2 separate regions of the Homo sapiens genome follow, and region 2 is linked to region 1. Evidence: chromatin contacts called from ENCODE Hi-C or POLR2A ChIA-PET data. All regions are on one chromosome and are shown on one strand. Each heading gives the region's core, a stretch centred on a gene start or an enhancer-like site at or near the end of the contact. The rest is flanking DNA. Distances are from core to core; before and after follow the strand shown. Region 1 holds the start of MISP (mitotic spindle positioning). Region 2 overlaps PTBP1 (polypyrimidine tract binding protein 1).

Region 1 (4,466 bases), core at 322-2,821:
GGGATGAAGGCACGCATCCTCCTCTGCTCATTCCTCCCCAGTGATTCACTGAAGCCAGCGGGTGGGGCCTGGGGTCCAGCTCTTGGGTTCAAGGCCACTGGGCCCCCTCCCCTGCTGCCTGTGCCTCAGTGCCCACCCCCGCCCCCCGCTTTTTTTTTTGAGATAGAGTCTCCCTCTGTCGCCCAGGCTGGAGTGCAGTGGCGCGATCTCCATTCACTGCAACCTCTGCCTCCCGGATTCACACCATTCTCCTGCCTCAGCCTCCCAAGTAGCTGGGACTACAGGCGCCCGCCACCACGCCCGGCTAAGTTTTGTATTTTTAGTAGAGATGGGGTTTCACTGTGTCGGCCAAAAAAACCCCTGGATCCACGGCGGCTCTCATGGCCGGCATTCTTGGGCAGCGGCGCTGCCCTCGGGGGAAGAGCCCCAGGACGGAAGATGGCCCCTGCAAGGCCCGGCGGTGGCTAAGGACCTCGGCGTCCTGAGACTCTTCCTGCAACACCTTGGAACCGTTTTCGACTCCGGTTTTCGAGAGAGGGAGCTGGGACCCAGAGAGGAGAACCTGCTCATCTGAGGTCACACAGCGATGACAGAGCAAGTGTCTGAAGCCAGTTTTCAGACTTTGCTCCAAATCACCCCCTCCTACAGGAAGCCCCCTGGGTTGCTCCTCCCAGCCTCACCCTGAACTCTGTTGATACCAGAATGAAACTGGGTTTATGGACCCTGGTGCCACACCTCCTTCCTCATCAGCCAGTTGGCTCTATGTGAGGGGCAAAGGTTCCCTTGTGGGGCCGAGACTCAGACAAGGAGGCCATGCAGAAGGGAGGGCCCCGTTCCTTTTTCCCATCCCTCAGGGTTGCAGTCACCCTTGAGTCATCTCAGCTCCTTGGGCTCCTGGGCGGAGCTCCACCGGCAGACGCTGGGCCGAGTCCCTGCTGGCTGCCCGGGATCCCAGGCTACCACCTCACCCCCACCCGAGGACCCAGGCCAAGTCCCCAGCCCCGGCCTGAGACTCCTTCCGCCTGTACTCAGCCACCCCTCCTCCGTGTCCCCAAACCAGCCCCCAGCCCCACGGGGGTGTTTACTGCCCAGAGCCTCCCAGTCAGGGGCCTGGTGGGACGGATAAGCATCTCTCCAGAAGCCTCTGGAATTCCCAGAACCATGGAGGGGCCCCTCTGGCCTCTGACCATGGGGGTGCCAACCCGGCCCCTCCCTTGGAGGGCTCTGGGATTTGGGGTTCAAAAGCCCCAGCAGAGTTCAGGGACAAGGGCCTCTCTGCTCTCCCAGTGGGTGCCCTTGAGGCCCCAGAGTACCTAGCGGGGGCAGAGGGAAAGGTGCCTCAGGGAGGCTCCGAGGGTGACGGGGTGGGGCAGGGGGCCTCCCTGGATCCCAAGTGCCGCCAGGCAAGCAGACCCCGCCCACAGACACATGACGCTCCCACGCCAAATGTGGATCCAACCGCCCCACACAGGATCCCCGCCCGGCCCGGCCCGGGGCGCCCCCAGCCTCACCTGCCGGCTCCCGGCTCCACAGTCTGCAGCCTCCACTCTGACTCCTCGATGGGCACAGAGGCCTCCCAGCTCCGCCCTGCCCGCCAGGTTGCCAGGGAACAGAGGCCCCACCCAGGGGAGGCAGGTGTGCCCCCTCCCCCCAGCCCCACCTGGGATCAGGAAACAAAGTCCAGAGGAGGAGGAGGGAGAAAGAGGATACCAGGCTGGGCAAGGGCGGGCACCGTGCCCGCTGCCGGCTGCCCCTCCACCCCCAGGGCCTCCAGGTGGCCCCGAGGAGCCAGAACTCAGCCGAAACCTCCCTTGGCTGCCTGGCCCTCCCACCGCCTCTCAGCACCGCTCAGAGAGGGTCAGCAGGTGTCCAGGGCCACACAGCAGCTCAGCGTGCACAGTGGCCTGTGTCTCCTGGGGGGCCGGAGGGGCTGAGTCCCAATCCCGTCCGTGCCTTCTGGCCCAGCCCACCCCTTGGGGCAACTCCCCTAGATGGCCCCCTTCTTGCATAAACCAGGTTTGGCAGACTCGGGGGGGTTTGGTGTGGCCTGGGTTCTGATCCCACCTGACCTCTCTTAGCCCTGTTTTCTCCTCCGGGACGTGGGGGAACATCACGCCCGGGCTCCCTCAGGGCTGCTGGGAGGAATTCCCTAGGCCCCATCCACATAAAAACCCATACGAGGGGGCCGGACTTGGTGGCTCACACCTGTAATCCCAGCACTTTGGGAGGCCGAGGCGGGCGGATCACTTGAGGCCAGGAGTTCGAGACCAGCCTGGCCAACATGGCGAAACCCCGTCTCTACTAAAAATACAAAATTTAGCGGGGTATGGTGGCACGCTATTATAATCCCAGCTACTTGGGAGGCTGAGGCAGAAGAATCACTTGAACCCAGGAGTTGGAGGTTGCAGTGAGCCGAGATCACACCACTGCACTCCAGCCTGGGCGACAAGAGCAAAACTCCAACTCAAAAAAAAAAAAAAAAAAAAAAAAAAAAGAACCGCACGAGGCCGTCAAAAGACCCAGGCCACCCCGAGAGATGGGGACGCAGAGGCCCTCAGGCGCCCATGGTCCTCCTGGATTCTTAGTCAAGGTGCAGAGGCCTTGCTGGGACTGTGGGGAGCCCAGCATCTGTGGGGAAGTCGGGCCACTGGGCCTAGCGCCGTCTATGAGGGCAGGGAACACAGCTGAGGGGGCAGGGACTTCAGTTCCCCAGGCTGGGGCTCTGTCCTGACCTACGCCAGAGGGGCTGCTTGTGGAGCCCCTCTGAACCTCAGTCTCTTCTTCGAGTAAAAAGGCCCCCAGCTACGAATCCAGCAGGGCTGCTCAGGAGGGGGGTGCTTTTTTTGTGTTTTTTTTTTGAGACGGAGTCTCGCTCTTGTCACCCAGGCTGGAGTGCAGTGGCACGATCTCGGCTCACGGCAACCTCCCCTGTTCAAGCAATTCTCCTGCCTCAGCTTCCCTAGTAGCTGGGATTACTGGCATGAGCCACCACGCCCAGCTATTTTTGTATTTTTAGTAGAGACAGGGTTTTGCCACGTTAGCCAGGCTGGTCTCGAACTCCTGACCTCAGGTGATGCCCCCGCCTCAGCCTCCCAAAGTGCTGGGATTACAGGCGCGAGCCACGGCGCCTGGCCAAGATGGGGGTGTTTAAGGACAAATCTGGATAAAGGGCCCCCAAAGGACAGCGTGGCACCTAACGCTGCTGGGTGTGTGAAAGCTCAGGGTGCGCGGCCTCACGGCGCCTCCCACCGCCGCCTCCCGCCACCCCCTTCACGTCCTTTTCTCCCTGGCTTGTAGATAGGGAAACGGAGGTACGGAAAGCTTAAAATCGCGCCTCAGGAATGGCGGGGGTTTAGGCTGGAATTGGAACCTGAGTTCCCTCAGCAGTGCTCTCCACCACACTCACCACCTCATCGGGGAAAACTGAGGCCCCAGCAGGGTGGAGGCTGGATCGCCCATGAGCTGGGGGCACTGTGGAGACGTCCCACGCCCAGGCTGAGGCTGGCCTCCCACTCAGGGCTCCGAAGGCCTATTTTATTTTATTTGAGACAGAGTCTCGCTCTGTCGCCCAGGTTGGAGTGCAGTGGCACGATCTCAGCTCACTGCAGCCTCCGCCTCCCAGGTTCAAGCGATTCTCCTGCCTCAGCCTCCTGAATAGCTAGGATTACAGGCGTGAGCCACCACGCCCGGCTAAGTTTTTGTATTTTTAGTAGAGACAGGGTTTCAGTATGTTGGCCAGGATGGTATCGATCTCTTGACCTTGTGATCCGCCCACCTCGGCCTCCCAAAGTACTAGGATTGCAGGTGTGAAACACCGTGCCCGGCCACGAAGGCTTATTTTACAGATGGGAAAACTGAGGCCCAGAGGAGGCAGCGACTTCTCCAAGACTACAGCGTGAGAGAGTGGGGCTGGCGGGGCAGCACCTTCCCGTGAGCATGACACTGGTCTCTACAGACACCTCCTCCCCAGGCCTCCTGTGTATTTCCCAGGGGCCGGCTTCTCTACAGAGCTTGTGGGTGTCCAGGGGACCCTCTGTCATCACCCAGGGGCTGTGAGCCCAGCAAAGGGAGGAACAAAGGACAGGACGGGGCGGCCGCAGAACCCGAGGGCCCCCCGGGAAGCCAGTCCTGCCCCCCCACAGCAGCCCCTTACAGCCAGGCCTTACCTGCACAGTGGGGATTCCAGCGCCTCCCACCACCCCAAGGCGCTCAGGGTGAGCGGGTGCAGGCAGGTGAAGCCAGCACACCGCAACCCTGCTCAGCCTCCCTTTAATGGCTCAAAGGCCGGCAGGCCCCACCCCCTGGCCTGGCCACGCCTTCCTCGCCAGGTTGAAAGGCAAGAACTCCAGGAACTGGGGCTGTTCACGCTGTTTATTTGCTTCTCTGGGAAAATCAAGAACATCGGGGGCCTCGTCACACACCAGAAGCAGAGGGGGTTATAGCAAGGGCACTTCAGCGAAGGCTCG
Region 2 (3,455 bases), core at 49-2,548, 51 kb before region 1:
GTACACTATCTCCACGGCCAACTCTGCTGTGGACGTGGCCTCACTGTGCTGCCAGCGGCCCTGGGCACAGGCCTGGGGCCTCAGCCACCAGCCAGCAGGGCAGAGGACCCCCTCCATGGAGCCAGCCCCCCCAGCAGCACACGGCAGGGCCCAGGCAGCCGTCCTCACTTCTGGTGGCCTCGCAAGAGAACCAAATTATAGCGCTGCCTCCCTCACTCTCGCAGGAGCCCCTCCTCTCCTGTTTTCCAGCCCGGAAAAGAAACCCGACCTCCGTCTCTGCACACGCGAGACTGAGGACTAGAGACACGGCCTCCCGCCCAGTGATCCGCTGGTATCGCGGCCGTGACTAGGGCCGGGGGAGCTCCACAGCGGCTCCATCACTTCTGACCTGTCCATTTTCTCTCCAGAAACAATCTATTCACTGGTTATTTCTATGTAATTGGATCAACTTCTAAGAATTGCACTAGACTGATCCTAGGCTCAGGACGGCAGACATCCCCCCCGCTGCAAGGATTGAAGACACACGTTTATTCAAAGAGTGAAATTGGAGGAGACGTTGGTTACGGCCCTTAGTTACACAGAAAACAAAGCTCGGGTCTGAGGACCTTGGAGCACAGGCGCTTGGTCTGCAAAGCGAGCCTCTGCAGGCGCTGAGGGCAGCAACGCCCAGGCCCCCCAGGACAGGGCCATCCCAGGGAACAAAGGAGCCTCCATCTCCCGTATCAGGATTGAGGCCAAGAGCCTGCCCCCACCTGCTGAAGGGCCCAGGGCCATCGCATCAGAAAGAACCAGTGGATATCACACCCTGTCCCCCCTCAGACAACCCCCAGCTCCACACACCCCCATGCCTGGTCAAGGAGCTGCCCCCACACCTGGCCAAAGAGCCCCCACCAACGCTGGCCTCCCCGAGCCTGCGCTTGGTCTTCTCTTAAGGCCGCCTCCCCTCCACCCACGTTCAGCTCCACTCCTGCCCTGGCCCTGGCTCAAGAGCTTCCTGGAAGGAAGACTGCCCGAGCCTCCAAAGCCCCACAGCTGCCTCCTCCCGACGCGGACGGCAAGAGCCTCGGGAGACTCCGGCACCTGCTCAAGGAGGATGGGGAACAGGGACTGGCCCTTGCCAATGAGACCTCTAACTGCAGCCCTGAGTCTCCCACCAATCCCACAAGCACTCAGGGCGTCACCAAACAAGCAATCGAGCAGCCACAAGGGCCGGAACCAGGAATCACTCAGGGTCCACAGGCCCGGCGCCCACCCAAATGGCACCTGTTCAGTCCCCAAGACTTTAGGGTCAGAGAATGAACAGTGTCCAGTGTCACGGCGGCCCTGAGGTTCCGGCCGGACACAGATGAAGCCAAATACTGAAAACAGACCCTCGAGTCCTCTCGCTTTCAGAGTCTGGGGCCCCCTATGAGCACAAGGCGGGGCTGCGCAGGCCCAGGGGAAAGGGGTCAGAGCCAGCCGCCTCAGGTGGAAACCACGCGATCAGAAAACACAGCAGTGCCAGGACCGGAGGAAGGGAGGACGGGAGGAAGGGAGGATGGGTGCACCTGAGACGCAGGGCCTCCAACCTTCGCCTCCCACAGGAAGTCGCTTCCTGTCTGCTCTCCCCTCCAGCTCAGAGGCTGGGGGAGCCCAGGAGCCGACCCCGTCCAGGACACCAGGGCTGGTCCTCCCCCAAGCTGGAGAGTGGCCAAGCGCCCATGCGGCTCCCATGTGCTGGCTGCACAAACCTTAAAAAGGGCATCTTGGACCCTGTCTTTGACTGGAGTGGTGGGCGGGGCCGCTTCCTCTGAGCGGTCCTCTTGGCCGCCTGCCTGAAGCCCTAATCTCATTCCCATGGGCAAGTGGCCTGGCATTGCCCACAACTGTCTGCGGCAGCAAACTCCATGCCTGCCCAGGCGGCACAGGCCGGCTTGGCTCAGCTCAACGGCGCCCCAGCAGAACGGAAGGGACACCTGGAGGCTCCGAGGCTCCACAGGGCAGCAACCAGGAGACACGAGCTGGGCCTAGCGCCTCCACTGCCTTCACAGCAGCTGCCAGGTACCCCAGGAGGGTCCCTTCAGGGCACCTGTCCTGAAGCACACAGATTGACAGGAAACGCCCCAGGACTTCCAGTCTGCAGCTGGGGCCCTACAGCACAGTTCCTAGGTGTCTTTAACCCCACACTGAACAAGAGCTTGCTCTGTCCTGGGCTAAAGGACAGCGTAGCCAGGTGTGGGCCCAGGTCAGCTGAGGGCTCCCTGGTGGTGGGGGGGAGGGGGGGTATCATCTGGGTCAGGGTACTACCCCGTCCTCCTACCAGGGCCTGCACCCAGCAGGAGCCCTAACCCTGCCCTGTGGCAAAATCCCTCCCGCAGGCTTCAAGTCCTGGCTGGGCTTCAACGTCCCAGCCCAGGAGCCCCCTAGGAACTGCAGAGGAGGGCTCAAGGACCACCCGATGGAAGCTGAGGGCCACTCCAGCTGGAAAGCAGGCCCACAGAAGCAGGGAAGAGACGACTGCCTGCAAGCCAGACACATCTAGGGATTGTTGCAAATGCTTCAGATGAAAGTACCTCTCCCTCCTCCCACACTGAACAAACAGGTTTTATCTCCAGGAAGATCGGGGCAGGCAGCGCGTAAAGACAGCAGTCCACTTGGGAAAAACCGAAACCTGGCCCAGGCACCACTGCTGACTGACCAGAAACCAACTGGCTGCTGGCTCAGGACGCCACCACTGTGGGCTCGCCCTGCGGGAGGCTCTCGGGGCACAAGCCCTGAAGTCGGGAGCCCCCTCAACCCACAATGACCAGCAGAATCATTAACCAACTACCCCAGCTAAGCGAGGACTACAGCTCCCTCGAGAATCGCCTCCCCAGGACCTTCTTCTTCTCCAGGTTCTGACCCCCTTTCCTCACATGCTGAGCCCTGGCCTCACCCTCCATGGGGCTGCAAGATTCGCACACCCCAGAGACGTGGCACATTCATTTTTCTCTTGCCCCAAACACCACCTTTGACAGTTTGCTGCTGTTCTAACCAGATGCCATCAAAGATACTTAATGTCAGCCGGGTCTGGCGGCTCACAACTGTAATCCCAGCACTGTGGGAGGCCAAGGGGGGTGCATCACCTGTGTTCCAGACCAGCCTGGCCAACAATGTTCGAAACCCCATCTTTACCAAAAAAAAAAAAAAAAAATACAAAAATTAGCTGGGCATGGTGGTGGGCACCTGTAATCCCGGCTACTCAGGAGGTTGAGGCAGGAGAATCGCTTGAACCTGAGAGGTGGAGGTTGCAGTGAGCCAAGATCACACCACTGCACTCCAGCCTGGTGACAAAGCAAGACTCCATCTCAAAAATAAAAAACAAAAACAAAAACAAAAAAACTTAACGTCAAAATCAACCAGTAAATGCCCATCCTAGCCACTCAAATAGGCTGGATTCTATCCAGGTCCCCTCCACAGCCAGGTGGCTCTTTTCC

Evidence for each region. A loop is a pair of places that touch in the nucleus more often than their neighbours do. ChIA-PET counts read pairs that join two places held with the same protein, here RNA polymerase II (POLR2A). Pooled maps may share reads with other maps.
Region 2: POLR2A ChIA-PET joins it to region 1 with 10 read pairs in H1. The contact joins the enhancer-like site here to the promoter of MISP in region 1. A Hi-C loop is called at or near these places in 3 of 50 pooled maps. POLR2A ChIA-PET finds 5 or more read pairs at or near these places in 16 of 52 experiments (A549, AG04449, AG04450 and 12 more).

What each region holds. Positions count from the first base shown.
Region 1 is chr19:748,217-752,682 of GRCh38, reverse strand. MISP (mitotic spindle positioning) reads right to left here and starts at 1,571. Exons shown (of 5, transcript NM_173481.4): 1 at 1,512-1,571. PALM (paralemmin) reads right to left here. Exons shown (of 9, transcript NM_002579.3): 9 at 4,354-4,466.
Region 2 is chr19:799,819-803,273 of GRCh38, reverse strand. All of the region lies in intron 2 of PTBP1 (polypyrimidine tract binding protein 1), which reads right to left. Among named protein-coding and RNA genes, the nearest start is that of MIR4745, 3.4 kb to the left of the region's middle. RefSeq lists an enhancer at 1-39. Within about 2 kb of position 1,298, at least 21 of the 41 ENCODE cell types and tissues checked have a DNase peak (open chromatin) inside an H3K27ac peak, as active enhancers do.